2 separate regions of the Homo sapiens genome follow, and region 1 is linked to region 2. A link is an interaction called in ENCODE POLR2A ChIA-PET data of the cell type or tissue named here. Cell type or tissue: MCF 10A. All regions are shown on one strand. Links, peaks and the distances in the headings refer to the core of each region. The heading gives the core; the rest is flanking DNA.

The links. ChIA-PET counts read pairs that join two places held together with the same protein. Peaks named below come from ENCODE experiments on the same cell type or tissue, not always from the same donor. Only the 100,000 strongest peaks of a DNase experiment are listed, where the experiment ranks them.
Region 1: POLR2A ChIA-PET joins it to region 2 with 6 read pairs; 6 of 35 experiments call an interaction of 5 or more read pairs at or near these places.

The regions. Positions count from the first base shown.
Region 1 is chr18:58,746,951-58,762,404 of GRCh38, reverse strand. It overlaps MALT1 (MALT1 paracaspase), which reads right to left. Exons shown (of 17, transcript NM_006785.4): 17 at 7,928-15,000. The coding sequence ends at 14,563. The region is part of intron 1 of LOC105372146 (a long non-coding RNA gene); the gene reads left to right. Among named protein-coding and RNA genes, the nearest start is that of LINC01926, 59 kb to the left of the region's middle. RefSeq lists an enhancer at 373-422. In MCF 10A, for the core only: no CTCF peak of the experiment used is centred there; no DNase peak of the experiment used is centred there.
Region 2 is chr18:58,534,632-58,550,085 of GRCh38, reverse strand. ALPK2 (alpha kinase 2) reads left to right here. Exons shown (of 13, transcript NM_052947.4): 5 at 11,862-15,252. Among named protein-coding and RNA genes, the nearest start is that of ALPK2-AS1, 15 kb to the left of the region's middle. RefSeq lists enhancers at 5,048-5,127, 8,848-8,927, 13,527-13,586, 14,147-14,346, 14,407-14,626 and 3 more. In MCF 10A, for the core only: a CTCF peak has its summit at 8,731 (motif pointing left); DNase peaks (open chromatin) are centred at 8,205 and 8,705.

The DNA of each region.
Region 1 (15,454 bases), core at 6,358-11,357, 210 kb before region 2:
TGGGCTCCACGGAGGCCTGTGCCAGCGGAGACAGGAAACATCACCGCTGTTTTCAAGATGGTTCCATTCACTCTTTGTCCTAGTGACCCTGTACTCAGCTCCCATTGTGATGGCTTGGGCGGGGGGATGGGCATGTTTTCTGGATAGTTCCACTGCCTCTGCCCCACTGCATGCAAGCCTGGTCAGCCTGGTGAGGGAGGGCATGCTCAGGCCCCCACCAGCCCCGGGCCTGCTGTCCTTCAGTGGCCTGTGTTCTGAAGACACAGGTGCATCTCTGTCACCCACTACCCACCAAGTCACAAACACCTGGGGCGGGAAGGAAGGTAAATGTTCCTCAAGGGATAGTGTGTATATGAGGGTGGGGTGCGTGGCTGGGAGGCGCACAAATGGCAGCATCCACTTAGGAGCCTGTACCCATCTTCCAGCAGGTCAGCACGGCTGAAGCCAGCAAATTTGTTGTGTTCTCTGGGCCTTAGCAGTCACGACCTTGGACCACGAGATGTGCCCTTGTCGCATTTATTTAAAGAGTTGAAATCTGAAAGGTGCATTAGAAATCGTTCTATTTATAGAGTCACTCTAAATACACTGTGGTGGAAGATGGCCAAGAGCTATTGTGAAGTGAAAGTAGGAACTGGAAAACGGTGAGCTCAGCATGATCTCACATATGCACATATGTGTACACCTGTGTGTATACATGTATAAAAGATATCTGTACACATGTATGTGTATAATACTCATACGTGTGTGTGCATATGTGTGTGTGTGTCCATATGGTCTGGAGATTTATATGCATAATACAACCGGAAGAAATATACACTGAAGAGATAGCATTATCTCTTGAAAGTGAGATTGGGATTATGTGGGGAGGGGAACTTTTAAACATTAATTTACGGAAAAGAAACGGAAAAATGTTCTGGTTCAGTCTAGCCAGGGTAAGTTTGAGACCTGGGCCCCAGGGTGACTTTCACCTCAACCACTGCTCTCTGCCAGTGCCACGCTGCCTGTGGCCTGGCCCTTGCTGTGAGTGTTTACGACCACAAAATTTACTTTTCCTGGAAGTGGTTTCTTCTGATGGCTGGAGAATGTTTATGACATTGTCCATCTCTGTTTCTCCTTAATGAAATTGCCTGGCAGCCGCGGTATTTTAGAGAAGTCTTAACCCCTACTCACTCTCCATTTAGCTTTCCATTCCATTTTCCATGGGAATGGCTGCTCTGACATCAGAATAGGCAATGGCAGCAGGAAGCAGTATCATCAAAGGTGCGAGTTTGAACTCTGGGGAGAGAGGTGTTCATAGGGTAATTTTTGCAACAGTTGGAAAATGCTCTACTGGACAGGGCTGGCTTTTGCTAAGAGGCTCAACAGGAGTTGGTCCATGTGCTGCATTCTCATTTTCACTCCCCAGTTACTCCCTGGGCCACCTGCCTGCCGCAGCACCTGAAGTCAAGTCACCAGAGGCTCAACTTTCTGGTCCATGTGTGGCTGTTTCTTTTTCTATTTATTTTTGTATTTTATTTATTTATTTTTTGTGATGGAGACTTGCTCTGTCACCAGGCTGGCACGATCTTGGCTCACTGCAACCTCCGCCTCATAGGTTCAAGTGATTCCCCTGCCTCAGCCTCCAGAGTAGCTGGGACTACAGGCACGCGCCACCATGCCCAGCTAATTTTTTTGTATTTTAGTAGAGACGGGGTTTCACCATGTTGGCCAGGATTGTCTTGTTCTCTTGACCTCGTGATCCGCCCATCTTGGCCTCCCAAAGTACTGGGATTACAGGCGTGAGCCACTGCGCTGGCCATGTGTGGCTGTTTCTAGGAGAGATTTCTGTCTCATTCCTTCTCTTCCTTTTTTCTTTCTCTCCCTCAAAATTTTCCAATGTTCCTGGGAGGGCTAGTCAGTCACAACTTACAGTGGTGTAGTAGTGGGCTCTCTGCCTGAAAGCTGAGGAATTGGGACTTTAGAGTGGATGAGTGGAGGCATCATTTGGGAGAGGAAGGCAGTGACTAGAAACTAGGTGGCAAGAAGGCATCTTTTTGCACTTCTGCTCACCCCATCTCTTCCCCATAGCAAAAAGAACTGCAGTAAATTCTAGGGATTTGCAGTGTTGACATCGAGTCCCCAGGGTGTCCCAGCAGAAGGGGTGGCAGCAACGGTGGGCTGTTTCCACTGAAGGGAAGACTCCACCTCAGGAAGAAATAAACGGCAGCAAGGTTTTTTGGGCATGTGGCATCTGTGAGATCTGAGGGGATCAGATAATGCCCAGGAAGAATTCTGAAAGCAAATGAGAACATTCAAAAATGCTCATTGACAGCACAGCCATGTAAAGATGATCTGGGAGATCTTAAAGGAAGCATTTTTCCAGGGATGGGGAATCTCAGGTTGGCTTCGCAAGGTTGGCTGAAGCGAGAGCCAGTGCCCTCTCCCTGGACCGCCTGCTTAGGTTAGGATGCACGTGTGCCTCCCTCACTAAGGTTTCATCAGTCATTCTTTTTTTTTTTTTTTTTTTGGGAGACAGTCTCACTCTGTCACCCAGACTGGAGTGCAATGGCGTGATCTCAGCTCACTGCAACCTCCGCCTCCCAGGTTCAAGTGATTCTCCTGCTTCAGCCTCCCAAGTAGCTGGGATTACAGGCACCTGTCATCATGCCTAGCTAATTTTTGTATTTTTAGTAGAGATGGGGTTTCACCACATTGGCCAGGCTGGTCTCGAACCCCTGGCATCAGGTGATCCACCCGCCTTGGCCTCCCAAAGTGCTGGGATTACAGGCATGAGCCACTGCGCCCAGCCAGGAATTCATTCTTTAAAAAGGTCTGAAGTATCTCAAAGTAGATTGTAGCCGCCATACACTGAACAAACAAAAAGGCATTCTTCAGCCGGGCATGGTGGCTCATGCCTGTAATCCCAGCACTTTGGGAGGCCAAGGCAGGTGGATCACCTGAACCCAGGAGTTTGAGATCAGCCTGGCCAATGTGGTGAAACCCCGTCTCTACTAAAAATACAAAAATTAGCTGGGCATGGTGGCGCACGCCTGTAATCCCAGCTACTTGGGAGGCTGAGGCAGGAGAGTCGCTTGAACCTGGAAGGTGGAGGTTGCAGTGAGCTGAGATCATGCCACTGCACTCCAGCCTCGCAACAGAGCGAGACTCCATCTCAAAAAAAAGCATTCTCCATTTTTCATTCATCTCATAATTGAGGTTGGATTGGGAGACTGAGGCATGAACAGGATGTGAAGGAATGGAGATGTGGGTGTAGGTGGTGTTATTGAGTAGTGTGGGAGAGAATGAGGGAGAGTTGAAGAGGGCACCCGGGATTGAGAAATGCCTTGTGGGGTGATGTTGTAGCCTCTGGTCAAGAAGCCAGTGTCCAGGGAGAGGCTGTATATATCAGAAAGGGAGGACAATGTGAGCCCCACGGATGAGCGAGCAGGGGCAGGTCCTTAGGGAGTGCTTCTATGAATTTGGCATCCTGGGTGAATTTGGCAACAGATGGGTAAAAACCCAGAGGCTGACAGAGGAGATGGGATCTCATGTGAAGCTCAGCCCTGGAGAAGTATCTGGAACTCTGAGCTTGGTGGGGGCGCAGAGTGGGGTGGGAACGAGAGAGCATGGAGGCTGGGGACGGGAACGGGGCGTGGGCTCCTATGGCCTCTGTGTCTCCATGGAGTGAGCTGAGTGGTCGTCTGCTGAGATGAGTGTAGTGGGAAAGAGACTGGGACTCCAAGGAGAGAGCTTAAGCTCCAGCTCTTGGGCGTGCCCTGCAGAGTCTGCCTGATGCTGGAAAGGAGGACAAGGAGAGGTGGTGCAGTGCTGAGGGATAGGGCCCCTGATGGGGCAAGCCGAGGCTCCCTGGGAATGTGCAAAGGGGAATTTTATCCAATTTGGAGGCTGAGCAGTAAGTTTTTCTGAAGGATGTGTCACTTAAGGTACAATTTGAAGAAAGAAGAGGGGTGAGCCTGGCAAAGTTTTTACTGGAAGGAGGTCTTGATCCAGACCCCAAGAGAGTGTTCTTGGATCTTGTGCACAAAAGAATTCAGGGTGAGTCCATAAAGTTTATCAAAGGAGTTTATTAAGAAAGTAAAGGAATGAGAGTAGTTACTCCATAGGCAGAGGTGTGGCATGGGCTGCTGGACGGAGTATATTCATGGTTACTTATTGATCATATGCAAAACCGGGGGGGGTTGTTCATGAGTTTTCTGGGAAAGTGATTTCCTGGAACTGAGGGTCCCTCCCCTTTTTAGACTACATAGGGTAACTTCTGGACATCGCATGGCATCTGTAAACTGTCATGATGCTGGTGGGAGTGCCTTTTAGCATACTAATGCATTATAATTAGCAAATAAGTAGCAGTGAGGATGATCAGAGGTGACTTTCATCACCATCTTGGTCTTGGTGGGTTTTGGCTGGCCTCTTTACTGCATCCTGTTTTATTGGCATGGTCTTTGTGACCTGTATCTTGTGATGCCAGTCCTGCCAACCTCCTATCTCATCCTGTGACTGAGAAGGCCTAACCTCCTGAATGCAGCCCCTATTCAAGATGGAGTCACTCTGGTTCAAATGCCTCTGACAAAGTGAGGAAGGCATTCCAGGCAGTCAACAGCAGGCATGATACTCCAGAGTGAGAGAAACTCAAGTGTCCTGGGGTGCAGTCATGATTAACCTTCAACAAGGAGAGGTTTGGCCCTTATCCCCAGCTCCCAGGAGGCAACCTCTAAGCCCTTGGAATTGCCTCCCTGATAAGAGTGCGTTTATTTACCTGGGGGCCTTGGGCCCCACCAGATAGTCTCTGCTAACAATGTGACCTATGGGGGGCCCTTGGACCAAGTGGTATCAGCTTGACCTCTGCAGGGGCTGGAAACCAGGATCAGCCAACTGGGCGGCCAGCCATGTCTGGGTGACCAGCCCCTAGTAGAAACCTTGGACACCAATGCTCAGGTGAGCGGCCCTAGCTGGCAGCACTTTGTGTGTTTCGGCACGCATCGTTGCTGGGAGGAGTAAGCACTGGCCGTGCAACTCCACCAGGGGAGGATGATGGAGGGGGTGCCTGGTCTCTCCTGGCCTCTGTGCACGTGGCTCTTCCCTTGCTGATTGGAGTTTATGCCTTTCACTGTGATAAACCATAACCATGAGTGTTATGGCTTCTCTAAGTTCTGAGTTGTTCTCGTGAATTAATGAACCTGATCTTCCAGTGGAATGGGGTGGGCGGGAACCAGATTGGCTCATGATGGCCTGTGATGTCCTAGAGTAGCCAGGTCAGAGGTGGGCCTTCTCATTCAGGGAAGGTGATGAGCCCAGTCTGGCTGGTGCAATCCGGGGTCATTGTCAGGAGTCATTCATGCCAACACATGGTTTAGTCTCCGTTCTGTGTGCGTTTTTGGGTGAAATGCACACAGAAAGCACTGTTCTCTGTCTCTAGGTGGCTTCCTGTTGAGGGGACCAGGGAGGATGCAGTGAGAGAGATGGCCTGTGAGCTAGTCTCTGAGGTCCCCTTTAGGAATTGGTAAATAACACAGCCCCGAAAGGAGAGGGACTTGGAGAAACCCAATGCTGGCTGGGGTGGCAGACTTGCCCCTGAAGCCTTTGGGTTGGACCCAGCTTTGTGGGCTCATCACCTTCCCTGAATGAGAAGTCCCACCTGTGACCTGGCTATTCTAGGACATCACAGGCCATCACGAGCCAATCTGGTTCCCGCCCACCCCATTCCACTGGAAGATCAGGTTCATTAATTCACGAGAACAACTCAGAACTCAGAGAAGCCATAACACTCATGGTTATGGTTTATCACAGTGAAAGGCATTGACTCCAATCAGCAAGGGAAGAGCCACGTGCACAGAGGCCAGGAGAGACCAGGCACCCCCTCCATCATCCTCCCCTGGTGGAGTTGCACGGCCAGTGCTTACTCCTCCCAGCAACGATGCGTGCCGAAACACACAAAGTGCTGCCAGCTAGGGCCGCTCACCTGAGCATTGGTGTCCATCTCCCCAGGCTTAGCTCCCACGTGCCCTCTGCCCTCTAGTCTCGTCTGTTGCTCTGCCCCTAGTGCTGGCCCCAGAGGTCCCCAGCCTTCCTGCTGAAGTGCCTGGGCTCCTGAGGAATGGAGTCCAAGCTTCCTCACATTCAGCCAGCAGCACTGGCCTGGGGCATGGATCACATACCCTTTGGGGAGCGGGTGAGTCCTCCAGGAGTAGGTCCCGCACTGCCCCACTGTCCTCTCACAGCCCCACTCGGATTATGTATTTGGAGATGGGCTCAGGGAGTCTCAGCTCTAGGCTTACTGGTGACCCCAGGCCCTGTGGCATCTGGTCAGGAAGCTTCTGTGCAGTGTAGGCCAATAGCCAGCCTCCCTTTTAAGTGGCATTTTGAAAGCCAGCTGCTCCCATTGGCTCACCTGAAGACATCCCTTCTCCTGCCTCTCCTCAGCAGGGGCCTGCCTCCAGGGTAGCTCGGCCGAGCAGAGCATCATGGAATGGTCTTCCTTATCCTCCTTCTCGACATCATTTGGTGATGTTCTTTTCAGTCTACAGGCAGAATCAATCCTATCTAATAATGGTTGTGGTCTCCTCAGCCCTCAGCCCTCCACTCTCTGTTGGCCAGTCTAGCTTGGGCCTTGGTGGCCAGTGTTGGTCACGTGCTGCTAACAAGGGGCCAGGACACGAAAATGCCGGAAAAGGTAATTTTGCGAGTCACATCGTGGGTCAGGCCTGGGTGTGAAGTCAGCTTACACAGCTAGAATGGCTCCAAGGCAAGTCTGCGAGCTGAGTAAATGGATTATTGTAGCTACAGCAAACTGTCAGAAAGCACCTCGGGCAGCAGACATTGGCAGGGTCCTGTAAGTGCTGTCCAGGACAGAGAGACTCTTAGCTTGGAAGCATTCAGCCTCACTGGCAAGGCTGGCCAATGAGAGGGACATTTGGCTCATCTTAGCCTGCTGTCATTAACCATCAGGTTCATCTAGACGATCCCCTCCCCGCCCCACCCCGTGTTCCTTTTGTGCTCATAAAGCCTTGGACTATGATGTGGCTTTCTGCACGTATACTTCCAGGAAGAGCGTGTCTTAGCATGCCAGCCCTGTGTACCCCCTATCTGACCTTCCCCCAACAAGCACACTTCTCCCTTGCAGGTGAGAGTGCCACTGCACACCTTGAAACTGTATCCCCCACAAAGCTATAACTGGGCCAGGTGATGCCAAAGTACAAAATCAGGTTTTCAGACACTTAATACCTAGTTAGCAATAACAACTGATTCCAATGGGAAGATACCACATGGTGCTTCGCCTTGTTAATAACACCTGCTAGCAAGCCACATCTTGAATGACAAAGCTGATCTGGGGGCCAAGTTTGGTGCTGTTTGCTCCAGGGGCCCGAACTGCAGGTCAGGACCTGCTCACATGGCCTTTCCCTGTCACCAGCAGCTCACACTGGCTGACAGTGTGGAGTCCAGTGGCCTGGACTCCCTCCAGGCCAGACGCCTCCAGCCCTCACTGTGCAGTCAGGAGGCTTTTCTTCCCCTTTTCTAAGGGCTGCGGTCTCCCAAAGGCGCCCAGCTGGTGTGGGGTACGGCTGTGTGGGGGGAGAATATCAAAGCAAACAGCGGGGTTTAACGCAGACCAAAGCTTACTTGGAAAGGCAATGTGGAAAACAGTGGGGAACCCCAAGGCTGCCGCTCCAACAAGGGGCTACTCTGACGTTTGAAAACCACTAGACAAAGATGTGAGGTCAACTGTCTGACCAGGAGATTGGGAAGGAAACAAAGCCGCTTACCCAAGTTGGAGCATAACATAAAGGATGCTGAGGTTAGATGGCAATGTAGGAACCCACATCTGGCAAGAATAGATGTGTATGTTATAAACACAGACTATAAAAACTGTCAGCCTTTGAGGGAGTCACTGTCTTTGTAATGTAGAAATAACCAGTCTGTACAGACTTGGAAGTGGTAAAGCTAAAGCTTAGGAAAATATTTTTAAAATATTAACAATTTCCCTAGCAGAACAGCCTGCTGTATTGAGCATAATGTAGCAACATTAACTTCAGGTCAAATCCTTTGGAAATGTTTTCAATGTGACCTAAAAGTATATTTAGAGATGTACTTCTGCTCCTATAATGTTTCAATATTTTAAAAGTGTTTTTCATGGAAGAATGAAATATTAAGACACTGTTGTGTACTTTTCCCGTTACGGTATAAGCAGCAGCAGTACTGTGGACAAAACACCCGGCTCTGGTCTGGGTCTGAATCATCCTGGCTCTGCCCTTACTAGCTGGGTTATCCTGGAGGGTATAGTAACACCTCTGGTTAGCCTAACAATCAGTTCATCTATAAACTGCAAGGCTGTTTTAAATAAGACTGTGTGTAAAATGTTTAAACCTAGCACACAGAAAGGCATTCTATCTGCTACCCTGGTGCCTAATTAGCAACTTATTAATGTAGAAATACTCATCCAATCATTTTTAGTATCTAAAATGCTATTTATCAACTAAACTCAAGCATGAAAAAAAGTGGGAATTACTTCAGATTTAGAGGCAGAATCAGCTTTACTAATTTTGTAACAGAATAAGCACTCTGTAATGACACTGTACTTTTAAACTGAAGACTCCTTACGAAAAGTTAAAAATGTGTTCTTAAATGTATTGAAGCTGAGCATATTTACATTACACAATTGTGCATATCTGTATTTTAAAATTATACAGTCATTGTTCACTGTGTAAAATCTGCAAGACACAGGTAAACAAGCAAAGAAAAATTATCCCACCAGAGATAAATGCTGTTAATCTTTTAGTAAATCACCTTTAGAGCTGTTTTGCGGGATAGATACATAACACAAACTGGTGGCATTAAATCTGCATGCTTTTTGAAAAGTGATTCTGGAGTGAACAAAAATTGCAACTTTAGAAGATATACACTGCCGGCCGGGCATGGTGACTCACGCCTGTAATCCCAGCACTTTGGGAGGCCGAGGCAGGCAGATCACTTGAGGTCAGGAGTTTGAGACCAGCCTGGCCAACATGGTGAAACCCTGTTTATTTTAGTAGATACTACTAAAACTACAAAAATTAGCTGGGCGTGGTGGTGTGTGCCTGTAATGCCAGCTATGCGGGGGGCTGAGGCACGAGAATCGCTTGAACCTGGGAGGCGGAGGTTGCGGCGAACCAAGACGTGCCACTGCACTACAGCCTGGGAGACAGAGTGAGACTCAAAAGACAACAACAAAAAAACAAATAAAAAAAAACACTCTATACTGCCTACAGGTATAGCTTTAAGAATGCCAGATTTAAAGCACAAGGTTGATGGGTTGATGCTTTTCAAAATGCTGGCACTTTAGAGGAATGGTCTTATTTAGTACTGCCAGCTCTGGAAAGTATTATAAGCTCTTTGATGTTACAGCATCATCCCCATTTTACAGATAAGGAAACAGAAGCACAGGCAAGTTAACGCTCTTTGAGCCACGCTATTAGTAAGGGCTGAAACCTGAGGTGTCTCAGACTCCTTCTTCATAAAGCCAAACTTTGATGCTTAAGTATTTTTAATGCTACCAAATTAGAAAAAAAGAGAATATGCACATTTACACATTTTCATATTCTGATTGTACTCTTCTTTACTAATATTTTATTTTTGAGACAGCGTCTTGCCCTGTCGTCCAGGCTGGAGTGCAGTGGCACAATCTCTACTCACCGTAACCTCTGCCTTCTGGGCTCAAGCGATCGTCCCACTTCAGCCTCCTGAGTAGCTGGGACTACAGGTGTGTGCAACTATGCCCAGTTAATTTTTGTTTTTGCTTTTTTTTTTTTTTTTTTTTTGGTAGAGATGGGGTTTCACCATGTTGCCAAGGCTAGTCTCAAACTCCTGGGTTCAAATGATCTGCTTACCGCAGTCTCCCGAAGTGCTGGGATTACAGGTGTGAGCCACCATGCCCAGGGTTTCAGTGTCAAACTCTGAATTTGAATGACAATGTCAAACTGAGAAACAGGATGAAATGCACAAAAGTAATGTGTAAATTGAGTAGCTGACATCAGTTGACAGATAAAAGTAATGACAGTATATAAGCGTCAGGTGAATGTTCAAGGAATAGGAAACAACATTGTCAGGACGTCTGTTTGGAAAAAAACCCTTAAAAGTAAAATTACATACATCAGATTTTATCTAGATATTAAACTGATGCTGCTGAGGCAGGAGGATCACTTGAAGACAGGTGTTTGAGACCAGCATGGGCAACAAAATGAGATCCCACTTCTAATAAAATTAAAAACAAACAAAAAAAAGCTTATGCCAGTATACATGTCAGTGATCTAAGCTCTGGCTACATAATTGAATTTCTTCAATTTGACAAGTCAAAAAATTGCGACTGCTGCACAGGACACCTCACTGTTACTTCATGTGCAAGTCAGAGATTTGAAAAGAGGCATTAGAGATGGGGGAAGAAGGCAATGTCTAAATGGACCTTTTCTGTGCCAGGATTCTTCTTTAAAGGCTTTCTTTTCTGAAACGTTTTGACTTGTTCATCACTGAATGAGGAACAATAGTGTTTTAAATTCAAATTGTCCCATGAGTTGAGATTTCTTTTATTAGGAAATATACAATTTATAATTGTGACTTTAATTTTTAAAAATTACCTTCCAGAAAATATCCCCTCTCAGCATCAAGTATTGGCTTTGAATTTGGGTGAGCCTTTACTTGCTCAAACCTCCACTATCCTAATTTCTTTATTACATTCTAATTGGTATTGACAGATTTGATAGATTATCATCTTTTCTAAATTCCACTTGTGTAAATCCTACTTTAATATTACAAAGCAATTGGCACGAGATTCAAGTAAAATAAAAGCATGGTTGATAAAAAAGAAGACCAAAACTGTTATCATTCTTCTTAAGCCCGTTTTAAAATTACATGTTTAGATTTTTTAAAAAATTCATGCGATTCTCCTGTTTCAGCCTCCACGGATGCTGCAGTGAGCTGAGACTATGTCGCTGCACTCCAGCCTGGGCGACAGAGCCAGGACTCTGTCTTAAAAAAAAAAAAATCAAATATACAGAAGAGTATAAAGGGGAAGTACGATTCTCCTGCCTCAGCCTCCCTAGTAGCTGGGATTACAGGTGTGTGCCACCATGCCCAGCTAATTTTTTTGTATTTTTAATAGAGACAGGGTTTTGCCATCTTGGTCAAGCTGGTCTTGAACTCCTGGGCTCAAGTGATCCGCCTTCATTGGCCTCCCAAAGTGCTGAGATTATAGGCGTGAGCCACCACACCCATCCTAAAACTAAAATTTTATGTTCAGTTCCTCACACTAGCTATTATTTCAACTGCTCAACAACCCCATGAGGCTAAAGGCTATCACACTGGGAGTGCGGATACCAAGCATCCCATCATCACAGCAAGTTCACTGGACAGTGCTGCTCGGTGGTAACCACAGCTGAGCACCTGCATGTTTGTTTGTTTTTTTATCAGATACATGATTTTTCAAAAATTTTTCTCCCATTCTGAGGGTTAACTTCACTTTCTTAATGGTGTCCTTTAAGGCGCTAAAGTTAATTTTGATGAAGTCCCATTTATCTACTGTTTGCCTTTGTTGCTTGTGCTTTTGGTATTATGTCTAAGAAACCATTCCTAAGCCCAACATCACAAAGATTTACTTCTGTTTTCTTCTAAGAGTTTAAACTCTTATATTGAGGTCTATGATCCATTTTGAGTTAGAATTTGTAATGTGGTAGGAAGGTAGGGATCCTTTTGCTGTGCACGTAGCTACCAGTTAGTTGTCCCAGCACCGTTTGTTGAAAAGACCACTCCTTCTCTATTGATGGTATTGGCATCCTTGTTGAAAACAAGTTGACCAGAAATGTATGGGTTTATTTCTGGATGTTCAGTTCCATTCCTCTGATCGATATGTCTATCCATATGCCTACACTGTCTTATTGTAGCTTGGTAGCACTTTTTGAAATTGGTACGTCTTCCAACTTTGTTCTTTTCCAAGGTTTTTTGGCTATTCTGGGTCCCCTGCGTTTCCCTACCAATTTTACCAGTTTGTCAATTTCTGCAAAAAATACAGCTAGGATTTTGATAGGAATTGTTGAATATGTAGACTAATTTGGGCAGCATTGCCATCTTACCAATATTCAGTCTTCCAATCCATGAACATGGATGTCTTTCCATTTATCTGGATCTTAATTTCTTTAAACGTGTTGGAGTTTTATTCTTGATGCTACTGTATATAGGATTTCTTTATTCTCATTTTCAGAATGTTTGCTGTTAGTAGAGAAATAAAACTGATCTTGTATCCTGCAACCTGTTGAACTCATTTATTACTTTTTATGGATTCTTTAGCATTTTCTATATACAACTATGTATCAACTGTGAATACATATAGTTTCACTTCTTTTGCAGTATAAACCTCTTTTCTTTATTAGCTTATTTGATTTTTAGATGTTGAACAAACCTTGAATTCCTAACCTAACTGCTGTGGCTAGAACTTCAAGTACAATGCTGAATAGAAGTAGTGCCGAGTGAACATCCTTGTCCTTCTTCCCAATCTTAAGGGGAAAACATTCAGCCTTCAGTCTATCACCATGAAGTATAATGTTAGGTGTGGGCTTTTCATAGATGTTATATTTATCATATCTAGGAAGATTCCTTTTATTCCTAAGTTTGTTGAGTGTTTTTATGAAAGAGTTTTGGATTTTATCAAATGCTGTAATAAGACAATCTGTGTGGGTTTTGTGCTTTATTAAATATGGTACAGTTGATCCTCATTATTCAAGGTTATGTATTTGTGAATTTACCAACTTGCTAAAATTTATAACCCTCAAATTGATATCCGTGGCACTTTTGCAGTCATTTGTGGATATGTGTAAATGGGTGAAAAATTTGAGTCACCCAGTACACATGTTCCCAGCTGAGGCTGAACAAGATGATGCTCTGCCTTCCTGCTTCAGTCTCATAGAGAAATGACTGGAGGGTGGAAATGGCAGGGGCAATTCTGTGTAGTACAAGAAGCTCTGGCTCCGGGGCCAGCTGGATGGGGTTTGAATTTCAGCTCTGACACCTGTTAGGGGGGTGCCTCAGGCATGTCACTTAACACTTCTGATACCTCACTTTCACTTCTGTAAAATAAGGTAGAATTTGCTAGGATGAATTAAGAATTCAAGCTCATAATGTGTGTGAGATAAACATATGTATACACACATATACACAAATACACTTTCTCCTAAAAGCAGTTGTTCCATATTTAATTCAGTGTTTATGGGAGAATATTCTGTAGAACATAATTACTGTGAATAATGAGAACTGACTGTATATTAGCTTATTTGATTTTTAGATGTTGAACCAACCTTGAATTCCTGGGATAAATTCCACTTGGTCATGATATAGAATCCTTTTTATAGGTTGCTGGATTCAGTTTGCTAATATTTTTGTTAATGATTTTTGTGTTTGTATTAATAAGGAATATTGGCTTATAGTTTTCTTGTGATGTCTAGTCTAGTATCAGGGTAATACTGACCTAGAGTAAGTTGGGAAGTGTTCTTTCCTCTCCTACTTTTAGAAACAGTGTGCAAAAAATTAGTGCTAATTTTAATGTTTGGCAGAATTCAACAATGCAGCCATCTAGGCCTGGGATTTTCTTTGTGAGACTTTTAAAATTACTAATTCAGTATTTTTCCTTGTTAATGCCAATTGCATTTTTAACCAACTTTTAGGTAGAGCCAAAGATAAGAGTATTATCTCATTAGGCCAGTGAAATTCAAGAAGAAAATACATATTATCAAGGAAGATGCTAAATATTTGGGAAATTCTGATAGGCAGCTATGAAAATTATCCATTATATCTTGATTCTTAACCTCTATCTAGCTTTAACAAACATTTTATCACTTCTCATGTGGTTTCATAATCTTATGAACAAGAAATTTCAGCCTGTTCTATAACAGATTTATATACAAACCTCTTAACTAAAACTTGCAGTGAAGTCCTTATAATCAAAAACTAAAGTTTGTACATTCCTTGAGATAATACACAGATATGTATCTGTATATATTTATATATATATAAATATATTTCACTCTATCTACAAACATAACACTTATCTCAGAACCTGTCAGGAAGGCAGTTGTGTAGTGGAAAAAATACTGGAATAGATTTCTGGAGGTCTCAGTTCTGGTGCCAGCTCTAACTTAGATGCCTTTCTGTGTTTCTTCCATGGATAAAATTAGGTTATGCCTGGTGATCGGCAAGGTTCTTTCTGGTGTTAAAAATACAATGACTTATTCTACAATAATGCCATTCCCATTGCTCTTACTTCAGAGTGGTCACAATGAAAATATTTTGTTATATACATATAAACATACACACCTCCATACTTCATTTGTATAGAACTATTCAACCAATTCACAAAATCTTAGAAAGAGGAAGTCTGTAATTAAATAATGTAATTTCAACATCTCAAAGTCCTGAAGTTTGCTATGAAACAGTTACTACTATTCTTTCTCTACATATACAAATTTGCCTTTTCACAATGTCTCACTTTATGTAAGTGCAGTACTATTTCACAGGCATCTAAAATTATGCTAACTTTCAAAAACAAGGAGGTCATTTTTCAGAAATTCTGAGCCTGTCAGAGAAACTAAATGGTATTTCATCAGTTGTCTCTACTGGCACATTACTTCTACTAAAATGACATGAAGCATGGTGAGCGAAACTTGAAATAAATGCATCTGGAGTCCGGCTGCAATGACAGCTATCTGCTGGTGTAACATTACTTGGATTACCAGGATGTGAATGGTAAACACCATGGAATGGGTCTTGCAATGAGTGATAATGCCCTGCTCCTCCTGAGGTGGCTGCAGAACTCTGGTAAGGACCATTAGACATAAGACAAGTTTGAAAGCAAGTCTTCCTTCCCAAACCTCGATGCATGTCTAATTTAGCAATGAGAGGTTTCCCAACATTCACTTCCTGCTTGTCCTCTACAGTATCTTCCAATCCTGAGTACTGATATGATAAACATACTGTGAAGACTAGATGTTCCTGAAAAGGAAAAAAATCTGGTTTATTATTGGCATCAACAGTGAATATATATCAATCTGAAAATATTCACACATACACACCCCCACCCCCAAAAATCCACTCACTCTCCTTTCCCAGGTTCCAAATCCTCAAGGCATCCTTTATATCTCCCTGAAACTGAGAAACGCCAGCTATCATTATCTTCCTTTTCCTTCATGCAATACTTACAACCCATTTAGAATTTCTAGTTCTTACTACTGTTAGTAGTCAAAGTCAAAGAGATCTTTCTTACACTCTAGATGAACAGGGAAAACATTTTCCAAGCAGTGCAGCTTAGGAAACTTACCCTTCCCTATTATTAGAGATGGGGTATTAACTTTTAATTAAAAAATGATCTGGGCCCGGCGTGGTGGCTCACGCCTATAATCCCAGCACTTTGGGAGGATGACGCAGATGGATCACTTGAAGTTAGGAG
Region 2 (15,454 bases), core at 5,135-10,134:
ATCTTATCTCTGCACAATCTGAAAGCAAACAGGTGTGAGGGTGTGGACAAGTGGACACAGCCTTCCCTGCTCAGAGCTACTGGGAGGAGGAAGGTGACGGAGACAGAGTCAGGGTGAGAGGGGCACGTAGGTCCTGACTCCACGTTTTGCAATGCCGGGATTGTGGTGGAGCAAGCTAAGGGAAACTGAGAGGACAGGAGAGCTTTGCCTGCTTCCCTTTCAGGACACAGGAACTAGCCACCCTTCCACCTACCCATGCAGGGCAGCTCAGACACTGTCTTCCAGAGGGTGGGGCCAGCAGTACTAGAAAGTGAGCATTCCCTAGAGGACTGCCCAAGGGATTGGACCAGAATAGGCTTAATCAGAAAGAAAATTTTGTTATTTTCCACTCATCTCCCACATCCCTGATTGGGGGCCCATGAGGAAGACAGGATCGGTTTCAGAGACAAAATAAAGGGATTGCATTTACTCAGGCACCTGAGAAGTAAGGTGTGTGAATTTTCAAGCCACCATATGCACAAATATCAGCTCAGTGTATATTTTGCCTTCCTAGCTCAAATCACAACATTGAATTCCAGATGTTTCCTCCTCCTTGGTTCTCCAGGCATTTCCCTACCAACTTCAGCTTCCCAGAAACTTTTCTGTGAATTGTTATTTTTCCTTCCATCTACAAGGGGAAAGTTTGTTTCGATGGATCCATCCAAAGGGGCCCCTGAATTTCTGGTGTAATCTGCACCATAGTCCTCCTCAGTTCACATCTTACCTTTGATTTCCCTCATCTTTAAATGCAACCCTGCTGTTGTACCTTGCAATTTATAGCTCTGTGCCCAGGGTAAACTGGACATCCTCACTTTCAGTGCATGGTGCCTGGCTATAGTCGGTACAGTTATGCTGATGTCTTCTAAGTGGTACATACTTGAAACCTCAATTATTTGTGGTTAAAACAAAAGATGCTTCTCTCTCTCTACTCAAAAGAGAACATAAAGCTTCGGTTTAGATCTAAAAAAGACCCCAACAAACCAGGCACCAAACTATTAGTGATGAATAAGAGATTTAGTTTAGTAGAAGCTACATATTAACCAAAACGCAGGAGCCTGGAGCAATTTTCAGGTAGGAGATCAATGTCTCAACAGAGAGATGCTGAGATCTGACATGAGAAGAGAACCAGACTGAAGAGGCAAAACCTTCCTACATATGTTGGCAAAGGGATGTTGGACAAAGATCAGACTGGATAGATGTTCACTCATTTGACATAATTTCTGAGCATTTACCATGCTCATTGCACCAAGTAGAACAACATTAATGTTGTTGTCCCTCTCAGCGATCTCAATATCCCAGGAAATTTTGTCTCTTTTTTGGAATGAAGCTGTCTCTCAGTCTTAGCAGGTAATCGTTGTTGCCTGCTGCGTCACCTGTGATTGTACTGCCAGAGGGGTTATTTTCTGCCAATCAAGAAACCAAGCCTGGCTGGGCGCGGTGACTCACGCCTGTAATCCCAGCACTTTGGGAGGCCGAGGTGGGTGGATCACTTGAAGTCAGAAGTTCAAGACCTGCCTGGCTAACAGGGCAAAACCCCATCTCTACTAAAAATACAAAAATTAGCTGGCCATGGTGGCACTCGCTTGTAAGTCCAGCTACTTGGGAGGCTGAGGCAGGAGAATCACTTGAACCTGGATGGCAGATGTTGCTATAAGCCGAGATCGCACCACTGTGATATGGACAACATAGTGAGACTCCATCTCAAAGAAAAAAAAAAAACAAAACACAGGAAACCAAACCCGAGGTCCTATCACTATCCTGCTGACTTACTAGAGAAGAGATATAGGATATAAAGAATCCTCAATCCCCAAACCTGCATTTTCTCGCCATTTTTTGGTATGAGCATCTGAGGCAGGTGACTGGCTTAATATTTATGTTTATATTCAGATTTTCCAATAGCCGAATACCATCACTGCTGTACACTTTGAAGCCCACACTGAAGAGGCAAAGTACTAGTGTAGTAATCGTGACAAGTATTTCCTGCTTCTAAAGTTTACAAGAACTTGCTTTATGTAATGTATTATTGTCATTGCAGTGTGGTAATTGCTACTACCTTGGTTTTGCTTTTACTCACAAATTCTAAAAACTATAAAGAGAGATATTGATTTGAAAATACTCTCCTAGAACCTGACTAAGAATTAATTTTTTCCCCTTATCATTTTGTCTGAAATCTGCAGGAAAGTTTCAGTTTGTGGGACGTAAACAATACCATCCCACTCACCCCAGGCTCATGGTCTACATACAGCAGGGATTCATTCTGAGGCTCAACGAGCCCTTAACAGGATATCCATAGGCCCAAGGGGGTCTGAAACCCCCCGGAAATTATGTGCAACATTGTGTGGGTAAAACAAGACTTTCTGGGAAGAAGCCATAACTTTTCTTGGCTCTTCAAAGCAGCCTGTATCTTACAAAGGGCTAACAAGGTTGGAGGCTTAGGCCACTGGTGTTGCATTCTGTGGCTGTGATGATTTTCACTGGCTTGGACTAGGTCTGTAAGCCTCTAGGACTCTGCAGGATGAACCATAGGGTCTATACGCCAACACAGTGCAGTCTACCAAAGACACAAGGCACTTAATGCCTAGAGGAGGGAGAAGGAAAGAGACCAGGGAGGCAGAGGAACTTGGAATCCAGAGAGTGCATGTTCATGGTGAGCCGTTCTCCAGCCCACTGTCTCTTTCCTGCCCCTCTCTGGGGTCCCACTGGCTCAATCTTCAATCGGTCTACCTATGGTGACATGGTGACATGCTGTATCCTTTTCCCTAACAATTCTCATTGTTAATAGAGAAGATTAGATCTAGAAGCCATAGGAGTCCACGGAACCTCTGATTGCAAATGAGGGGTGAAGCTTAGGCCCCATTTACTTGGCAGCAGGTCACAGAACACCAAAGCTGTTGGGAAGCAAGAGGTGTTATCTAACTCTTACTTTACTGTGGAAGAAAGACTCTGAGAGACCTGGTGACTTCTCTACAGCCACTTCCTGTATAGTAGCAGATCCAAGACCAAACCCCAGTTTTCTGAGACTCAAATCATTTTTCCATCACCCTACTCCATTTTTCTCTCATCTCCTGTGTCTTTTTAAGACACAGCAAATAAAAAAGCAAAAAGACAAAACAAAACCAAAAAACCCCCCAGAGACTATTCAGAAATGCCTAGTGGAATTCAAGAGAAATCATGGGGCTTCATAGCACCATCTTTTCTTATGTTTGCATACAGTTGCACTTTATGGAAATTATGGCTCACTCTGTCTCTCTCATTTCCCAGAAATCTCCCATCATCTATGCAGGAAAACACAGATGCATGCAGGAAAAGAAGACAGCCGTTTTTGTGACCCATTTCACATGAGTTTGCCATTACATGGTCCCCGCCTGTGTTGGAATAGTTGGTATATCCCTTCGTTTGCAATGTACAACCCAAAATCCTCAAGTCATAAATTTCTATGCCATTTTACCAACATTAACTGCATTAATGTAAGTAAAGCAGTTAGAACAGTGCCTGCCGTGTGTTAAAAAGGCTGTAGGGATTAGCAATTATTACTACTAATAGTAGCGTTACTACTTAGCTCACCTCACCTGAGATGTACAATAAATTCATATGCTCATGGCTCATGCTCTAGTGCCCTTCCACTCGTACCATGTCACCAGGCAAAGACTCCCACTGAACTCACAGAGCTCCTAGGAAGGGTGTGAACCATGGAAACCCAGGCCTCTCCCAGCAAAAGATCAAATCAGTATTTTACAAACTCTATGACTCTCAAGAAATGAAGACAGAATTGTAACACCAGTTGGCTGAGGATTTCTTGTCCCTTAGGAGGGAATGGAATGAAGAAGAGCTGGTCAGATATAGGGGTGTTTAGGATCTGTTTCAGGACTGGAGGTTTTAGATGAATATCAAGGAAGTTACAGTCCTCCAGTCTATTACGTGTTATCCTAATATTCAAAGCCTTCAAGAGAAGCTTCTTTCTGGGCAATCAGGCAACTCCTAAAAATAAACTCAAGTTCCTGAAATATTCTAGCTTGCCTTTAAGCTTTCTTTGGCTGGGGACCGGGCTATCTATTTTCAGTTTTGCAGCCCCAGGTGGTATGGATTTGATCTATCGAATGACAAATGGCCGAATGACGCTCTGCCTGTTGTGACAGCTCAGCAGATATTTAGGAAAGGTTATCCGTGGGGGAGGCTACAACAGCCCAGAATGGCTGGAGAGAGGGGAAGGTCTCATTTAAAGTTTCCTGGAACCACAAGGGAAAATTGATGATGTGTAGACAACTGTTGAAGGACACAGTGCTATTTCTACTTACCTCATCCAGATAAGAAGGAAAGAACACTAAAAGAACTTTGAAAAAAAAAGAAGTTGGAGAATGAAAATTATGCATGGTAGGGCATGTTGGCACACGGAAGACTGACCAGTTGAAGCTAGGGACCGAGTGGCTTGGCCCTCCTGGCCCCGGGGCTTCTGATTGGCTTTAGAACTGTGGCCTCTCTCCTTTGACAATCAATCTTCTCATATTTCCCATTCTCCCTCCCCCACTCTACTTCAAGTTCACCTTGCCTAAGGCCCTTTGATCCCTTGGCATTTTGACCAGCACCTTGAGCTCCCTTCCAGGGACCACACCCCTTGCTCTACGGGACACTGTCCCCTTCCAGCTAATCCCTACCAGGAGCTGCCCAGAGCCTCCAGAGGGTTCCAAGGTGACCCTCACCTGGCTTCCCCTTCTTCCCTCAGCCATATATTTTTCTCTTCTATCCATTAGGCTGCTGAGAAGCTGCAGTTAACAGAATAGTCAGCTAGCTAATAGTGTGTGTGTGTGTGTGTGTTTTTTTTTTTTTGTAGTTCACAAGAAGTCTGGGGCTAGTGAAAGTCTGTGTGTCATTCCAGTAGCTCGACGATGACTGCAAATCTCCAACTTCCTTCTCTCTTTCTGCTGCACCAGTCATAGTGTGCTGGCTTTTCATTTTCATGCCCCAGGACTGGAAGATGAGAGCTGCAGCACCAGGCATTACATCCTGATTGAAGGAAGAAGGAGGGGATAGGCAAGGTACCCACCATGTCTATACCTTACACAAGGAAAGCAAAGCTTCCCCAGAAGTCCCTTGGTGGGATTCCTTGAACATCTCATTAGGCAGACTGACCCCTTTGCCCCATCTAGCTATGTAAGAGGCTGGGAGAGTGTGTGGTTTTCCAGCCTTCTTAGTTGGAGGTAGCAAGAGACAAGGGGATTGGCGGTACTGTTGAATTAGTCAGCCAACAGTATCTACCACATCTGCCCATTCCAATCAGTAGAGAAGTCCCTTAGACTGCATGGAAATGTTCAAGAAGTATCTTAGAATTGAAACATATGACGTAAGATTACAACCTCTGATTTCTGCACTGCAGGAATTTTATCGTTGAAATGGAAGAGGATGATACAGTGGTGACCTTCCACACTCTGTCCTGGAGCAGCGTTGTTAGTTAAGTTTCATCCACTTGGCTATTAGCACAACTTGTCAAGAATTGTTATCTATGTACATCTTGTTTTCCATGTACATCTTGTCTCTTCAACTGGATTATAAGCTATTTGAGGAGAGGGATCTTATCTCATACAACCTTCTATTGTTAGTGACTCAAATTAGTGTCATGCACTTGGCTGGCATGAAAGACACTCATTAATGATGAAAAGCATAACCTTGAACATCCTGGGGTGCACAAAGAGGAAACACACCTTTCCATTAAATCCATGGCAGACATTCCTAGGAGGCAGAACTTTGGAAAGGCCAATAAGTGAAAATAATATGTTTGTGGAATCAGAGGCATGTTGAATGGGGTTTCAATTGAAAAATGCTATTCAAGCGTTAAGTTTCCAAGCTTAATGCTGCTTTCAAAAAGAGGCTTGGAAACATTACTAAATTTGGTTTACCCTTTCCCCTCCTGTATTCATTCATCTGCTTATTCATTCAGCAAAATTATTTGAGTCCCTATGTGCTAGGCTCTGGAGACTCAGAAATGAATAACTGAGTCCCTACCCTTAGACCTTGTAGGGAAGTAGAGAAATTGAGAGATGGCCATGTTGCACCTAAGAAGGACATTTGCAGTTTCATATCCAAAGTGTTTCAGGAGCTTAGAAGTTCTGGACTTAAATTAGGGGAAGTTCCCAGCCCTTGGTGAGGTGAGGTTTATTCCAACTTACCTGATTAGAAATGCTGGGTTGGAAAGGGCTCTGTAGCCTCACAGACTTGGCTTTAAATCCTGGCTCTGCCTTTGACTGTGGGACCCTGGGGAGACTTCTCATCCCCAAACATCATTGACCTCATGTGTCGGTTTTTAATTCATTCCTCTCAGCTCTGAATTCACCCTTTAATATGTGCCCTGTACTAACGAAATTCCATTATTCTTCTTTAAAGTAAGCACAGTATTACGCTTTCTCAGCAGAAGGCACTGGAAGGACACTGCAGGAGGAAGAGAATTCCTGTCATTTCAGCATTGGTGGAGTTGGAGAGCCTGTGGTCATCCTGCCTCAGCCATGGGCCCCAGAACGTGGTCATCTGCAACCTTGTAGCCTTAGTGTAGTGATACCCTTTCTGCTGCCCTCTCTCTTTGGAACCCAGAGCCCCGCATGGCCCCCAGCTCTTAAAGCCTCCTGCCTGTATCAACGCACAGACTGCCTCCACAAGCTCCTGTGTGGTCTACACATAGCCGCCTGAGGTCTGGTGCACAGAGCACTTGTTCCCTCTGTGACTTAGTCCGTTTTCTTTACTTGTAACAAAATACCTGAAACTGGGAAATTTATAAAGAAAAGAAATGTATTTCTTACAGCTCTGGAGACTGAGAAGTCCCAGGCAGAGGGCCTGCATCTTGTGCAGGCCTTATTGCTGCTGGGGACTCTCTGCAGAGTCCCAAGGCAGAGCAGGGCATCACATGGCGAGGGGGCTAAGCACGCTCTATGCCACCTCAGGTCTCTGTTCCTCTTCTTATGAAGCCTCCAGGTCCCCTCCCTTGATAACGTATCAATCCTTCAGCCCATTAATTCATTAATCCATAAATGGATTAATCCCTCTATGAGGGCAGAGCTCCCATGATTCAATCGCCTCTTAAAGGCCCCACCCATCAGTATTGCCACACTGGGGATTAAGTTTCAATATGAGTTTTGAGTGGACATTCAAACTAGCACTCTGCAAACTCCTGACCCACACCACATGTAGCCCACAAGCTCTGAAGGCTTCAGCCCCTGTGACCACCCATGCCCAGACTCCCCTGCACACCCACGCCACTGCATGCTGACCACCTACTCCTGGCCTGCACTTGGAAGGGAGGTCTATTGCTTTTCTCGGCAATTCCAGGCCAGCTCTGGTCTGGATGCACCAGTGAACTTCTGTGCTATCTGGTGGCCTAACCACACCTTCTCCAAGTAGGTCTAAACCTCTTCCAACTTTGTCCTTCCTTGGTACTTTCCCTTACCTAGAGTACTATAGACAGTTTCCTTATACCTTATAGCACTCTTCTATCACAGTCAATAGTTCTTTATATTGAACTTCTCTTATATAACCTACTGTGTGGTTTCTATGATTGGACCTAGGCTATTCATCTCATCAGTAAAGAAGAGATGATAACATCTTTTTCTCAGATTTATTTTACGGATCAGATGAGAAAACCCTCATAAAGCTCATAGCTCAAGGCTCTGCCTGTCAGAGCTCCCCAACTTCCTCTTTTCCTGAGCTACTGCTGTTTTTTCACAGAGAAGAAGGAAAATTAGTATCAGTGAGTGAGTGCCTTCTGGGCACCAGGCAATATGTCAGGCACTTGACAAGATGGTGCAGACATGCATGTGGTTAGTCTTAGAGGAGGAGACAGAGGGTCAGAGAAGCTAAAGAGGTTACCCGTGGTCATGCATGCTATATCCAATTAAGCTGGGCTACAAACGCTGGTTGCTAGTCCTCCAAGTCCACGCACCACACACTATGTTGGGCTTACTCCTAGAGCCCCAAACACTCCTTTTTTCACTTGAATGAGTACAATTTCCCTACATAAGGAAATTGTGTCAGCACTCACTCGAAGTTTCAGCACTCATTCTATGCTGAGAATAGGTGCACAGCAGAAGAATCATTTGCTAGCATTCTTTTGTAATGACTTAACTAAGAAATCTCCTCCTAAAAGAAAGGTCTGACTCATTGGGAAGGTGTGAGTCTGTGGTTTCCCTTTCTCTGTGAGCTGGCCTCTGGATGAGAACCGAGGAGCCTGCTCTTGAAACTGATGCCGTAAGCAAGTACAAATATGAACTGGGCTGTTAAAGGCTTCACTTCAAAAAAAACCCCATTGGTTAAAATCAAATTTATGGAATTGCTTATCAGCAGCGGGCCAGTTGTACGGTTTGTTGCTTCAACGTAACTTCCACAGGCCAGCAATCTCTGTTATGTTCATTGATGTTTCCCAGCTGCCTAGAACAGTGCCTGGTATAAAGTAGATGGTCACTAAATGTGTGTCAAATGTATGAATTTACACGGTCAAGGATTCAACCAATTTTTTTACATGTGGAGATTCACTAGGGTATTTTGAAGTAGAATTTTAATTTAAAAGTAAGAGGGGCGATATGGTTTGGATCTGTGTCTCTACCAAATCTTGCACTGAGATGTAATCCCCAATGTTGGAGGTGGGGCCCAGTGGGAGGTGATTGGATGATGCGGGTGGTTCCTCATGAATGGCTTAGCGCCATCTCCTGGTACTGGTCTCGTGACAATGAGTGAGTTCTTGTGAGATCTGGTTGTTTAAAAGTGTGCGGCACCTCCCCCTTGCTCGCTCTTGGTCCTGCTCCTGTCGGGCAAGATGTGGGCTTCAGCTTTGCCATCTGCCATGAGTAAAGTTCCCTGAGGCCTCTCCAGAAGCAGTTGCCACCATACTTCCTGTATAGCCGGTGGAACCGTGAGCCAATTACACCTCTTTCATTTATAAATTACCCAGTCTCAGGTATTTATAGCAGTGCAAGAACTGACTAATACAAGAGGAAAGGTGCAAATAAATCTCAATGGAATATGATTATTTTGTAAATCACGGCATGATACTATGATGATCTATTCCAGTGACCAAGCTCATCCTAATGAAAACTTGTCCTGTGTTTAATTCTCTTCAGAGGTCAGTCTCTTCTAGGTACCCGCTTATTACTTTGCTGATGTAATAGTAATCAATCACGGAAGAATAAAGGTACCATCCCAGTAAATATCATAGTAACTTTTTAACTGAAGCCCTTTGGAAAAAATTGCCCAGTGCCTGACAGAGAATTCTGCACATGACAGCTACTCCATAAATGTCTGTTGACACTGATGATACTGTGATAATACCAGGACCTTAAAATAAGGGACTGACATAGGTAGTGGAAATGCAGGCAGGATAGAAAGGCCGGAGAGAGGGGTGGTGGTGCTTTTGATGGGGCAGTCTCTCTATACATTTCACATAATGACCAGGAAGTTCCCCATGTTTTCTGTGCTTAATGACTCAGTCTATTTGTGCTATAGCATATTCTTAAAAGGCTGAACCAAAATACCAAACCAGAAAAGTACTCTTTACATGTGTTACAGATATTGAGGTATAGAGAGGAAAGCATATGCACATCAAACTCTTTTAAAAAAATACCTTATCCCTTATTTCCCAGAAATGATATTTCTTCTTTTTAATAAAGAAGAAAAAGGGATATAGAAAGGGAATAAATATACTTTTCTTTCCGGGAACACCAGGATAACCAGTAGTGCTTAGGGTTCAAAGTCTCTTTTAAAATGGGGTTGTTGCAAAGTCAGGAGCAGATGAAAGTTCAAACCCTTTCAAGTGTAGAGCTTTAATGGGTGAAGTTGGCTACAGCTGTCTCAACTGGTACATGGTTCATTCATTTATTCATTCTCTCAACAAACACTTAGTAAGCATCTACCGCATGCTAATCGCTATAACAGGCCTTCACTAGAACACAGAATGGGAGCTCCTTGTAGATGAGCATTTGCCTGTCTTGTATCCCCATTATCTAAAACACTCCCTAGTACTTTGGAGGCATTCACTAAATATTTGTTGAAAAGATTAAGTAGTCCTAGCCCTCATGGAGTTTATATTAAATTTCTTTCTTGTTTAGTTAGCATTTTTATGCCCATCAAATATGAGTTAAATGAACCTCAAAGTAGCTTTAAAAGAGAAAATGAGAGATGCATGACTGACAGGCTGTAAGCAGCCTGGGGGAAGTGTGGAAAGAGGTGTGATTATGCTGTTGTCCTGCTTCCCACGGGCAGTACATACAGGGATTGACCACAAGGTAGTAAGACTGACTGTCATGTATGATTTATGAGAATCAATCTCATGACATTGGAGCCATAATATGCCCATGAACATTTCAGCTCTGTTTTGTCATACGCTGGGAGACAGACTTCATCCCCACCCCTGAACCCCATCCCGCCAAGGCCAGTCATCTGTTCCCTGCACATCTGAATGTGGCTGTCCAAGGCAGGAGTCCTGGGAGCAAAGACTGAGTTGCTTCAGAAATTAGAAGTAATTTTCTTCTCCTTGGCTGGACATAAGTTTTCTTTGTTTTGAAATAATCAATGAGCTAAAAGTTTCATGAGACAAGGATTTAGTCAAAGAGTTTGCTGCTTCCTTGAACAATATCCAATATCATGGAACGTTCATATAGTACCATGAAAGGCTCAATCCTCAGAATGTGAGGTTTCTTTTTCTCTGCCTTCCTCTCTTCCTCCCTCCCTCCCCCTCTCCCCTTTTCTCAAAAACCTAAGCAGTCCTGAATCTTCTATTTCCTGTAGAGGTGGTCTGCCTGCCACTGGGCATCTATTTTAAAGTCTGGGATACATTCTGGGATGTTTATAAGCTTCTCTAGGAAAGAAATGATTGGCAGTGCTGGTGGCCAATCATAAGTCCATTTATTCATTAGAGGTGGGTTCAAAGGCAGCCTTCTCTCTGTTTTTTAGTAACATTGTTATCTTAGTGCACTTCATGTTGCTATAACAGAATACCTGAGATTGGGTAGTTTATCAAGAAATGAGGCCTATTTGGTTCATGATTCTGGTGGCTAGAAAGTTCAACATTAGGCATCTGCATCTGGTGAGGGCCTCAGTCTGCTTCCAACTCACGATGGGAGGCAGAGGGGAGCTGGCATTTTCAGAGATAGTATGGACAGAGAGGAAGCAGGGTGGGGGTGGGGATGGTGCCAGACTCTTTTTAACAACGAGGAAGTAATAGATTGAGAACTCACTCATTCCCCCCACCCCTGAGGGATGGCATAAATCTATTCGTAAGAGATCCACCCCCATAACCCAAACACTTCCCATTAGGCCCCACCTTCAACCCTGAGGATCAAATTTCAACATGAGGTTTGGAGGGGGCAAATATCCAAACCATAGCAATTATTAACCAGCAAGCTGTTATATTTTGGGGACAAAGATTGCTTATTGCTGTTTTGCAAGTACTGTTTATTTCATTTATTATGATCATGTGAGATTCATCTTTCTGGAAAGATGCGCACAGCTCTTGTTGTGACTTACTTGATCAAAACAGTTAACATTCGATTTATTTCCATCTATTTCCTAAGAGAGAAAGAAATCATTAAATAAATGATGGTTGTCAGGAGGCTTTTTGCTTATAATGATGAATTTGACAAAGGGCCCCCTGGAACACAGAGTTGCTTAAATTTGCAGTTTTCTAGGAAATCTCTAATAGCTAGAGGGAGTTGGGGGATTAATGTTTAGATTTCAATCATTCTTGTCCATTATTACGGTCATTGAGGATTAACACTCTTGGGATTGCAGTTATGCCCTATTGTGGGCTCTCCCATGAACAATTCTACTAATATCACTTTTCATCTTCCTAGGTACAAGTTCAGGAAACAGTCAGAGAGACAATCTCTTGCAGCCAGATGCCAGCTTTCTCAGAGCCTGCTGGGGAGGAGTCCCCATTCACTGGGACCACAACAATTTCCTTCTCAAACTTAGGAGGGGTCCACAAGGAAAATGCATCATTAGCTCAACACTCGGAGGTCAAACCCTGTACCTGTGGTCCACAGCATGAAGAAAAACAAGACAGAGATGGCAACATACCTGACAATTTCAGGGAAGACCTAAAATATGAGCAGAGCATCTCAGAAGCCAATGATGAGACTATGTCCCCAGGTGTGTTCTCAAGGCATCTCCCCAAGGATGCTCGTGCTGACTTCAGGGAGCCTGTGGCTGTCTCTGTTGCTTCCCCTGAACCCACAGATACTGCCCTCACCCTGGAAAATGTGTGTGATGAGCCAAGGGACAGAGAAGCAGTGTGTGCAATGGAGTGTTTTGAGGCTGGTGACCAAGGAACGTGTTTTGATACCATAGATTCTCTTGTTGGGAGACCAGTTGATAAATATTCGCCTCAAGAAATTTGCTCTGTAGATACGGAACTGGCAGAAGGTCAAAACAAAGTATCTGATTTATGTTCTTCTAATGACAAGACACTGGAAGTCTTTTTTCAGACACAAGTGTCTGAGACTTCAGTGTCTACGTGCAAAAGCAGCAAGGACGGCAACTCAGTCATGTCCCCTCTTTTTACCAGTACTTTCACCTTGAACATTTCACACACAGCTAGTGAAGGTGCCACAGGAGAAAATCTAGCCAAGGTGGAGAATTCCACCTACCCACTGGCCTCCACAGTACATGCTGGCCAGGAGCAGCCAAGCCCCAGCAACTCAGGAGGGCTTGATGAAACACAGCTCCTTTCTTCTGAGAACAATCCTTTAGTGCAATTTAAAGAAGGAGGTGACAAGAGCCCCAGTCCTAGTGCCGCAGACACCACAGCCACACCAGCCAGTTATAGTTCAATTGTGAGTTTTCCTTGGGAGAAGCCAACAACATTAACTGCTAATAATGAGTGCTTTCAAGCGACCAGGGAGACTGAGGACACATCAACTGTTACCATTGCCACCGAAGTCCACCCAGCCAAATACCTTGCTGTGTCAATTCCTGAGGACAAGCATGCAGGTGGCACTGAGGAGAGGTTCCCTCGTGCATCCCATGAAAAGGTTTCCCAATTTCCTTCCCAAGTGCAGTTGGATCATATTTTAAGTGGTGCTACCATCAAATCTACAAAAGAGCTACTTTGCAGGGCACCCAGTGTGCCAGGAGTCCCACACCATGTCCTGCAGCTCCCAGAGGGAGAGGGTTTCTGCAGTAATTCCCCTCTTCAGGTTGATAACCTGTCTGGAGATAAGAGCCAGACTGTGGACAGAGCAGACTTTAGGAGCTATGAAGAGAATTTCCAAGAAAGAGGAAGTGAAACAAAGCAGGGGGTCCAGCAGCAGAGCCTGTCCCAGCAGGGTTCTCTTTCTGCACCTGATTTCCAACAAAGTTTGCCTACGACATCTGCTGCACAAGAGGAAAGAAACTTGGTGCCCACGGCCCACTCACCCGCAAGCTCTAGGGAAGGAGCAGGGCAGCGCTCAGGTTGGGGGACGAGGGTCTCCGTGGTGGCTGAAACTGCTGGGGAAGAAGACAGTCAGGCTCTGAGCAACGTTCCATCTCTCTCTGATATCCTTTTGGAAGAGTCTAAAGAATATAGACCTGGAAATTGGGAGGCAGGCAACAAGCTGAAGATTATAACTCTAGAGGCTTCCGCTTCTGAAATCTGGCCACCACGACAACTGACAAATTCTGAGAGCAAGGCATCAGACGGTGGTCTCATAATTCCTGACAAGGTCTGGGCTGTACCTGATAGTCTAAAGGCAGATGCTGTTGTGCCTGAATTGGCCCCCTCTGAAATAGCAGCATTGGCTCACAGTCCAGAGGATGCTGAGTCAGCCCTTGCTGATAGCAGAGAAAGCCATAAAGGCGAAGAGCCCACCATCAGTGTACATTGGAGAAGTCTTTCTTCCCGGGGTTTCAGCCAACCCAGACTCCTGGAGTCATCCGTGGACCCTGTAGATGAAAAGGAGTTATCTGTCACAGATTCACTGTCAGCGGCTTCTGAAACTGGAGGGAAGGAAAATGTTAACAATGTGAGTCAAGACCAGGAGGAAAAACAACTCAAGATGGATCACACTGCCTTCTTTAAAAAGTTTCTGACCTGCCCTAAAATCCTAGAGTCCTCTGTAGATCCCATTGATGAGATAAGTGTGATAGAGTACACCAGGGCTGGAAAACCAGAGCCCTCTGAAACCACACCACAGGGCGCCAGAGAAGGGGGTCAATCAAATGACGGAAACATGGGCCACGAAGCGGAAATCCAGCCGGCCATTTTGCAAGTTCCATGTCTCCAGGGAACCATTCTGAGTGAAAATAGAATCAGCAGAAGCCAAGAAGGCAGTATGAAGCAGGAGGCTGAACAAATTCAACCTGAGGAGGCAAAAACTGCCATTTGGCAAGTCCTGCAACCCAGCGAAGGCGGTGAAAGAATTCCAAGTGGATGTAGCATAGGCCAAATACAAGAAAGCAGTGATGGGAGCTTAGGGGAGGCTGAGCAAAGCAAAAAGGACAAAGCAGAATTGATTTCCCCCACTTCACCTCTTTCTAGTTGTCTTCCAATAATGACTCACGCTTCTCTTGGGGTTGACACGCACAACTCCACAGGCCAAATTCATGACGTCCCTGAAAATGACATAGTTGAGCCCAGAAAGCGTCAGTATGTGTTTCCTGTTTCACAGAAAAGGGGAACTATTGAGAATGAGCGTGGGAAACCTTTGCCCTCTTCTCCTGATCTTACCAGGTTCCCTTGTACTTCATCTCCTGAAGGAAATGTCACAGACTTTTTGATAAGCCACAAAATGGAGGAACCTAAAATAGAGGTGCTTCAAATTGGGGAAACCAAACCCCCAAGCTCATCTAGCTCCTCAGCGAAGACCTTGGCATTTATTTCAGGAGAACGTGAGTTAGAGAAAGCCCCTAAATTACTGCAGGATCCATGTCAAAAGGGCACCCTGGGCTGTGCGAAAAAGTCCAGGGAGAGAGAGAAGTCCCTGGAAGCCCGAGCAGGCAAATCGCCAGGGACCCTCACAGCAGTGACGGGGTCAGAGGAGGTCAAGAGGAAGCCAGAAGCCCCAGGCAGTGGACATTTAGCTGAGGGAGTAAAGAAGAAAATTTTGTCCAGGGTGGCAGCACTGAGGCTGAAACTGGAAGAAAAGGAAAATATCAGAAAGAACTCAGCCTTTCTTAAAAAGATGCCCAAACTCGAAACATCATTATCACACACAGAAGAGAAACAAGACCCAAAAAAGCCATCTTGCAAAAGAGAAGGAAGAGGTGAGGTTCTGTTGCTGTCCATCATTGTTAAAGTTTGGGCTTGTAGACCAGGTATCCAGTTCCTGTGTCCTCGAGGGTCCTTTGCAATTAAGGCCAGTGTCCCCCAGGTGGGCATTGATGCTATGGTTGTGGCCAAGTGGCTTCAGCATGTGGCATCAGAATCACCTGGAGGACTTGTTAAAACCCAGATTGCTCCCCTCCC